Regions from separate parts of the Homo sapiens genome. Here region 1 is linked to region 2. The links are chromatin contacts, found by Hi-C or POLR2A ChIA-PET in ENCODE. All regions are on one chromosome and are shown on one strand. Each heading gives the region's core, a stretch centred on a gene start or an enhancer-like site at or near the end of the contact. The rest is flanking DNA. Distances are from core to core; before and after follow the strand shown.

What was found. Hi-C counts contacts between places; a loop is a spot of excess contacts on that map. ChIA-PET counts read pairs that join two places held with the same protein, here RNA polymerase II (POLR2A). Pooled maps may share reads with other maps.
Region 1: a pooled map shows a loop between it and region 2 (5-fold over the local background). The contact joins the enhancer-like site here to the promoter of MRPL30 in region 2. A Hi-C loop is called at or near these places in 3 of 50 pooled maps. POLR2A ChIA-PET finds 5 or more read pairs at or near these places in 2 of 52 experiments (activated T-cell and activated naive CD4-positive, alpha-beta T cell).

The regions. Positions count from the first base shown.
Region 1 is chr2:100,392,725-100,396,465 of GRCh38, forward strand. It overlaps CHST10 (carbohydrate sulfotransferase 10), which reads right to left. Exons shown (of 7, transcript NM_004854.5): 6 at 2,785-2,890; 7 at 1-1,058. The coding sequence ends at 521. Among named protein-coding and RNA genes, the nearest start is that of CHST10, 23 kb to the right of the region's middle. RefSeq lists enhancers at 1,287-1,356, 1,927-2,036, 2,307-2,566, 2,737-2,996. Within about 2 kb of position 1,572, at least 3 of the 41 ENCODE cell types and tissues checked have a DNase peak (open chromatin) inside an H3K27ac peak, as active enhancers do.
Region 2 is chr2:99,179,128-99,182,676 of GRCh38, forward strand. It overlaps MRPL30 (mitochondrial ribosomal protein L30), which reads left to right and starts at 2,057. Exons shown (of 6, transcript NM_145212.4): 1 at 2,057-2,122. It overlaps MITD1 (microtubule interacting and trafficking domain containing 1), which reads right to left and starts at 1,931. Exons shown (of 7, transcript NM_138798.3): 1 at 1,704-1,931. The coding sequence starts at 1,854. RefSeq lists enhancers at 1,599-1,738, 1,749-1,978, 1,999-2,048 and a silencer at 2,266-2,438.

The DNA.
Region 1 (3,741 bases), core at 322-2,821, 1.2 Mb after region 2:
AGGCCAGAGGTGCCGTTTTACTCCTCAGATCTGATGCTGCAAAAGTCTCTGCGATTTCAGCAGCCCCCTTGCTTCTCTGTCCCTCCTCAGAGTCCTGGGTGCTGTTCCTGCAACCCACCAGTGATGGGTGAAGCCACCCTGACTAGCCAGGAGAACCTCAGGGGCATCCCCTTCCTTAACACCTGAAGGAAACGGCTCCTAACGCTGTGTGATGCTTCCTCCCTGCTGGGCTGTCAAACTGCAAATCTTTAGCCTTTTCTCCCCTCTGAGGTGAGCAAAGGCCAGCGACATCCTAATGCACGCAGGGGTGTGGGCAGGGTCCTCAGAGCATCTTACATCCAAACTAAGTTGTAACAGTTGGGGTTCTGCGTCATATGCCGAGGCAACTCACAGGCCTGTGGGAGACCCCGGGCGTCCTCAAAGGAGGGGTGTGGTGGAGGAAGGGTCATTTCTGGGCTCAGATCTTCACCTGGTTAGCCCCAGGTCTAATAAAGATATTTGAATTCATAGGTCTTATGCATTAGTTTAGCAAAAAGTCTGGTTTCTGGTACCCAAAGAGCTTAAAGTCCCCTTCGAAACGGGCATACAGGCGTCGGATGTCTCGTTTGCTGATGCCCAGGAAATAGTGCTCCACCTTGGTTCTGTTATACACGGTAATGCCCGGAGGGATAGTCGGGTATGACACCAGGTGGTCAATGCCAGCCTCTTTTAAGATGTATGGGGCATCGTCCTCCAGGGTCTCGTGGTGTCCAATCACACTGTACATTATCTCACAGGGAGCACAGAGCTCTACATACGTCACCCAGTGAATGATGTGGTCCCCAAACTGAAGGTCTAGCCATCTGTGGTTCGGATCGCCGAGGTAGCGCACGAAATCTTCAAACTGGATCCCCCGGGTCTCTGTCCGGTTCCTCCTGTATTTTCTGATGATGCCAGGAGCAATCTCATGCCTGTACCAAGGCTCAAACCGGGGATTGTGAACAAATTTATCCTTAAATGCAGAAATAAGTCTTTCGAAGGGATCTCTTACAATAAAAAACTTGAAGTATGTTTTCAATCTAAGGAAAAAAACGAACAAGAGGTTAACTTGATGCCACAGGAGGTCACAGCTGAGGGGGCGGGAGAGGGAAGAATGAGCGGAGTGCAGCACTGTGTATGGGACCCTCACGTGCCGAGGCTGCCATGAATGCATTCCACACGTCTCTTAATCTACTCCAAGATCCTGTGGATTAATCCTGTTATTACCACACTTTGCAGGTGAGAAAACAGAGGCTTGGAAAACCTTACCTGTCCAAGGCCACAGTACTCATTGTAGGCAGTCACTGTGAAGACATCTATTTAATCTACCTTCTGTTTTACTTGAATGATTCAAAACTTCAAGAATGTTTACAAATTTTGTTCCTGGGCAGAAAATCATAAGGGCAGGAACTCTGAGTCAGGAATAGATGGTGCCAGGGAAAGTTACTTTAAGGGCATATTTTTAAAAGTTCAATTCAAATTGCCAGGGGAAGGGGGGCAAGAGAAAACAGAGAGTCAGGCTTCACGCTCCAGAGGGCAGGAGCAGGTCTGGGTGAGCTGCAAGCGGGCGGCAGCAGAGCATGGCCCTGGGGAGGAGGGCCGGCAGCAGTGACGATGACAAAGACGATGACAACAGTGACATCACAGAACACGGTGTGATTACGACAGGCCAGAAACTGCTCTCTGTGCTTTGCCGTGTCTTCACTCACTGAGTCTCACAAAAGCCCCATGAGTGCTCAGGGCAACAGCAGGACACTCCTCACCAGGAGCATCTCTGGTAAGGGTTGTAAGGATGGGCAGGTGCCATGCAGGTCAGGCGCCATGCAAGGCAGGTGGCTGCAGACCCAGGAGGCAAAATCCAGCTGGTGACCTGACGTGAGCCGCTGCTTTTGCATCCTCACTCCTTTTCAGCCTTGCTCTCCTGGGCCACCTGAGAGCTACTACATGAGAACTTTCTCATCTATTAGCTAAGGACTCCATCTTCTTTTTTTTTTTTTTTGAGACAGAGTCTTGCTCTGTCGCCCCAGCTAGAGTACGGTGGCCAGATCTTGGCTCACTGCAACCCTTGCCTCCAGGGTTCAAGCGATTCTCCTGCTTCAGCCTCCTGAGTAGCTAGGACTACACGTGTGTGCCACCACAGCGGGCTATTTTTTTTTTTTTAGTAGAAACGGGGTTTCTGTCAGTCACACTTGTCTTGAACTCCTGACTTCAAATGATCCGCCCACCTCGGCCTCCCAAAGTGCTGGTATTACAGGCATGAGCCACTGCGCCCAGCCTGGACTCCGTCCTTGCTGCGATCAGGGGTTCCGTCTCTCTACCCTGCCCATGCTGGATGCAGCCCACACAACCACTGCAGGGGCAGCTCCCACAGCAGTGGGCACAATGCCTCTGGGAGAATCAAATACTCAGTGAGATCTCTGCAATCCAAATCCCTTTCTTATAAAGAAAAGATCATATTCAGCAAGCAATCTATAAAACTTTACCAAAGCAGAACAAAGTTGCCTGCTAATTTCTATTAACAAAATGATGTCACCTTCATGTTAATGGACTGTGTGAAGGTAAGGCTGGAAATTCTCAGAAGGAACTGAGAGTTTTGAGGCGCCGAATGGGGGGTGTAGCTTAGCTGCCTCTCACTGATGCAAACCGACAGCCCTCTGTGGTCCTCCGATCAATCTGCCAAGTACAGAACTCAGCCTGGGGTTTTCCCCAAATTTCTTCTCAGGTTTACAAAAACTCCCCCCTCCCCTTTGAGGAAGCTGTTCTCACCGCTTCTGAATTTCTGCATCACTGAAGGAAGAGAGCCGAGGAAGGCCGTTCTTCTCGTGGTCGTGCACCACGTTTTCGGGGATCTCCTCAATGGAAGAAAATGCTCCTGGGAAGTAAACGGAAAGGAAGGCAGGTTGGCTGCTCCAGTACGCCCCTTAGAGAAGGGCATGTCCTTACCTCATCTTTACCTTGGGCCTCATGTTCCCCACGTGTGCATGACAAGCCCACCCCCAATATCCAAGTTTAGGTCTTTGAATTTCAACTGCTTCTGCCAGCAGGATGAACGAGTGAAGAAAAGCTTCTGGGAATCCATAAGCCAACTAGAGGAAACTGATGATTTCAGGGAGGAGGGGGAGGGAGCAGGAGTGGAAATGCTGGCAGTGCCTACCCCTGGCAATGGACCTAACTGGGCTAAATCTGCCATTAGAGGAAGATCGCTGCATGCAAACAGAACTCCTAACACCAGCAACACTTACTCTACTCTGAGACTGGGGGAAAATGCCAGAGAAGCAGGACTTTGGAACGTCATGCTAACAGATGCCCGCAGCAGCTTCACAGCCCCATCCCATAGACAGGCTAAGCTCTCCAAGCACCACATGCCCCTGGCCCACAGTGGCTCTCAGGTACCCCAGCAGCATCCCAGGCTGGCAAAGAGCAAAGACCTTTTGATGCTGGAAAAATCTGACTAAGCTATGGGAGCTGTGATACATTTGAGACAGGAGTCAAAAGAGGACAAGGTATGTCGAGAAGGCAGGGCCGTGCCAACAGCCAGGGTCTGTCATCAGGGACCAGTGCAGGTCCAGGCTGCTGAATGGAACTTGGGCAGAGACCATCCTAGGGTTGGTGGCTGAGCAGGTTTTTCACTCTTTTCTCAATACAGACAAATGGAAATACACTGTCAGTATGCTGAGGTTTTCTCCAAGTTTCTGTAAGCCTTAATATCCATCTTTGTGTTAA
Region 2 (3,549 bases), core at 807-3,306:
AACCCATCTATGTGACATCATTGTCTCTGTAACCTCTACGGGATCAGTGAAGCACCCTAGAGCAGAACTGTGATTCTCCTGCTTCAGATTCCTAGTGCAGCCAAAACTTGAGCAGTGTTCCACCTGACCAACACAGTACACCATCTCTCTTTTGGGATTCAGTATACCAGAGTCGTTGGGGCCTTGGGCTCCGACTGTGACTCTACCACCTCCTAGTGGCAGAACTTGAAAGCGAACAATACTTTTTATGCTGTAAAACGAGAATACCATCAACTCCTACTTGATAGGGCAATTGGTACGGATGAAACGAGATCATGCTTTTAATGTTTTCTGCAATGCCTGGCACTCAGCACTGAAACGTGATATCTATGCTTATTGCTGTTGTCACTGTCATCATTATCATCAAATAATGCCCCAGGCAAGGTAGAGTTTACAGTTATTTTTTCTTTTTTTTGAGACGGAGTCTTGTTCTATTGGCAGACTGGAGTGCAGTGGCGCGATCTCGGCTCACTGCAACCTCCGCCTCCCGGATTCAAGCAATTCTCCTGCCTCAGCCTCCCAAGTGGCTGGGACTACAGGTGCGTGCCACCATGCCCGGCTAATTTTTGTATTTTCAGTAGAGACGGGGTTTCACCATGTTGGCCAGGATGGTCTCGATCTCTTGACCTCATGATCCACCTGCCTCGGCCTCCCAAAAAAGTGCTGGGATTACAGGAGTGAGCCACCGCGCCCGGCCGGTAGAGTTTGTAGTTCTGACCAAAGCACCAAACCATAAAGGGCTCCCCTCTGCTGCCCCAAAGCTTCTGTAACACTTTAATTATAAGAAGCTTAAACTAGAAAGAACAGAGGGAGCTTAGTCCAGACCGGGAGTGTCGGGGGTTGGGGAGCAGGAGCTGATCTTATCAATTTAATACATAAATATTGAGTGTCTACTGTGAGCCAGGGTTGTGCTGGGTGTTAAGGAATATTTGGGTATTTCTCAACATTGAATAATACGAAAAGTCTCACTTGTCTCCTCCACAACCCTGCGCATTTCTCACACCGAACCTCATCCGTTTAAGAAAAACTTTTCTTCTTCTACCGCTACATAATTTTACTTTGGCTTGCTTTAAATGCAAATGTTTAAACAGAAAATTAAAAATAATCGTATAATAAACACCCTTATTACCCATCACCGAAATTTTTAAAATTAGCATTTTTGCTCAAATAGAGCTTCGATTTTTAAGAAATTTTTGCTTAAGGAAAATTAACTAAAGACATCATAGCATCTCTTTCTAAAACACTTTGGTCTGCATCTCTAAAAATTAAGGAAAGTTTTGGAAAAAAAATCATATTGCCTAAGAAAATAATTTTAATGCCCCCCAATCTATATTCAAACTTTTCTAATAGATCCAAAAATGTCTTTTAAAGTTCGTACAAACCCAGGTCCTATCAAAGCTTATATATTACATTGCGTTATATCTTATATCTCTTAAGTCTTTTAAAATCTAGACTAGTAGCCTCCCCACCTTTTCTAGGTAACATCAATCTATTAAAGATCTAAAAGAAAGCGGCCCAGTTGTCCTATAGAATATCCCACCTTCTGTATTTAACTGCTTCTTCGTGGTGTGGAAAAATCATTTTTAACTCTTTCACTTCACCCCAGACACAGCAGGAACCAGCTCCTTTTCCTCAGGTCCTCCCCGCCTTGGCTCATTGCTCACCTTTCAGAACCTGCAGGAGCAGATCAATCCCCTCTTGGTAACACACCAGAGCCTGCGGATACCGCGACTCCGAATCTAGTTCTACTGCCCGCTTTAGCACAGTGGCTGCAGCTGTGCTCTGCGGGTCCTGCCTCAGCCCGGACTTCGCCATAATTCTGGAAGTTCTCCTCCGCCTCAACCCAGGATGAAGTTGAGCGGGTCTGCTGCGCTTCCGGGAAGTGGTCATGTGATACCCAGGCGCCTGCGCTCTCTTTCTAGGGACTTTCCTGAGTGGGAGGGATTTCGCCGGAACAAAAATGCCTCAGTTTGGAGGTCGCGCTCACTGCGACGGCAGGCTTTGAGTGTAGCACTTGGTAGTTCTTCCTCTGCTCTGCTTCCCTTCGGAGGAAAATTTCAGGCTGAAGGTTTAGCGGGTGCCGGTGAGTGGGGAATGAGTGGCGGAGAGTGCGGCATTCTTCGCAAGGTGTATCCGGGAACCCTCTGCAGATCCTAATTGATTTTCCCTATTGCGTACTGAATTGGCCGGTTACGGCAACCTAAATGGGTCTGCCCCTGATCCCGTCACATTGGCTCCCGTAAGGCCATTGGCCTGCAGGATCCCCCCGTTTCCCAATTTGCAGGATCCAGGGCCACGCGGCTTTTTGTGCCCAGACTCTTGGAGCTCAAGAACGGAGCCGCCGAGGCTGGACAGCTTGGGAAAGGGAACCCAAGCAGCATTTTCTGTGCTGCTGCTTTATTCATAACTTAGGGTTGCCACTGGGTATTAAGGTTGCTTTTTTTTTTTTTTAATGAAGACAGAAAATTGCCTTTATCTTTGTATTGCTTCATTTTATAATGCAAACATCCAAGAGTTGGCAGTTAGAATATTTGCCATTTTATTAAAACTGTGATTTGTTACCATTTTGATCGAGACCTACCAAAAGCTGTTTGTTCTGCCCTTTTTGCCAAGAGGCAGTAATGAGGGCTGCCTACTGCTTGTTAGGCACTAGGAGTTCAGAGAAGAGACACGCTTCCAGCTTTCAGAGATCTCTGGTATCTCTGCAAGAGTGATTCCATGTTTTGCATTTCAGAAGTGTTTTTCCCCCTTTAATAATTGTATACATTGTCGGTTTAGAAAAAGAAATCGATTTTTAACATTCCTGTTGCATGCATGCTCATTGTAAAAAGACAAAAGAACTATCGGTCGCTGGGGGGGAGAAGGGGGAGGAAAAACGCCTTTTTTCATACCCCCAGGGGTATGTTAACGTTTTTCTGACAACCTTCCAGAGTTTTTCTGTGATTACACACGTTCACAGACATTTAAAAAAATAGAAATGGGATCATACTTCTCCTGTGATGCCTGATATTTTCCTGTTTTACAGAAGACAGCGTAATTGTTTCAGGGTCCAGGAGTTACGTGCCTAATTATTAACAGTAACTTTTACTTTATTAAAACGTATTCCTTGCCGGGCGTGGTGGCTCACGCCTGTAATCTCAGCACTTTCGGAGGCCGAGGCGGGAGGATCACGAGGTCAGGAGATCGAGACCATCCTGGCTAACACGGTGAAACCCCGTCTCTACTAAAAATACAAAAAATTAGCCGGGCGTCCGGGCGGGCGCCTGTAGTCCCAGCTACTGGGGAGGCCGAGGCAGGAGAATGGCGTGAACCCGGGAGGCGGAGCTTGCAGTGAACCCAGATCGTGCCACTGCACTCCAGCCTGGGCGACAGAGCGAGACTCCGTCTCAAAAAAATAAATAAGATAAAATAAACGTATTCTTTGAGTCAAACGTGGTGACACACACCTAGCTCCAATTACTGGGAAAATTGAGGATTGCTTGAGGCTGAGTTCAATACCAGAAACATAGC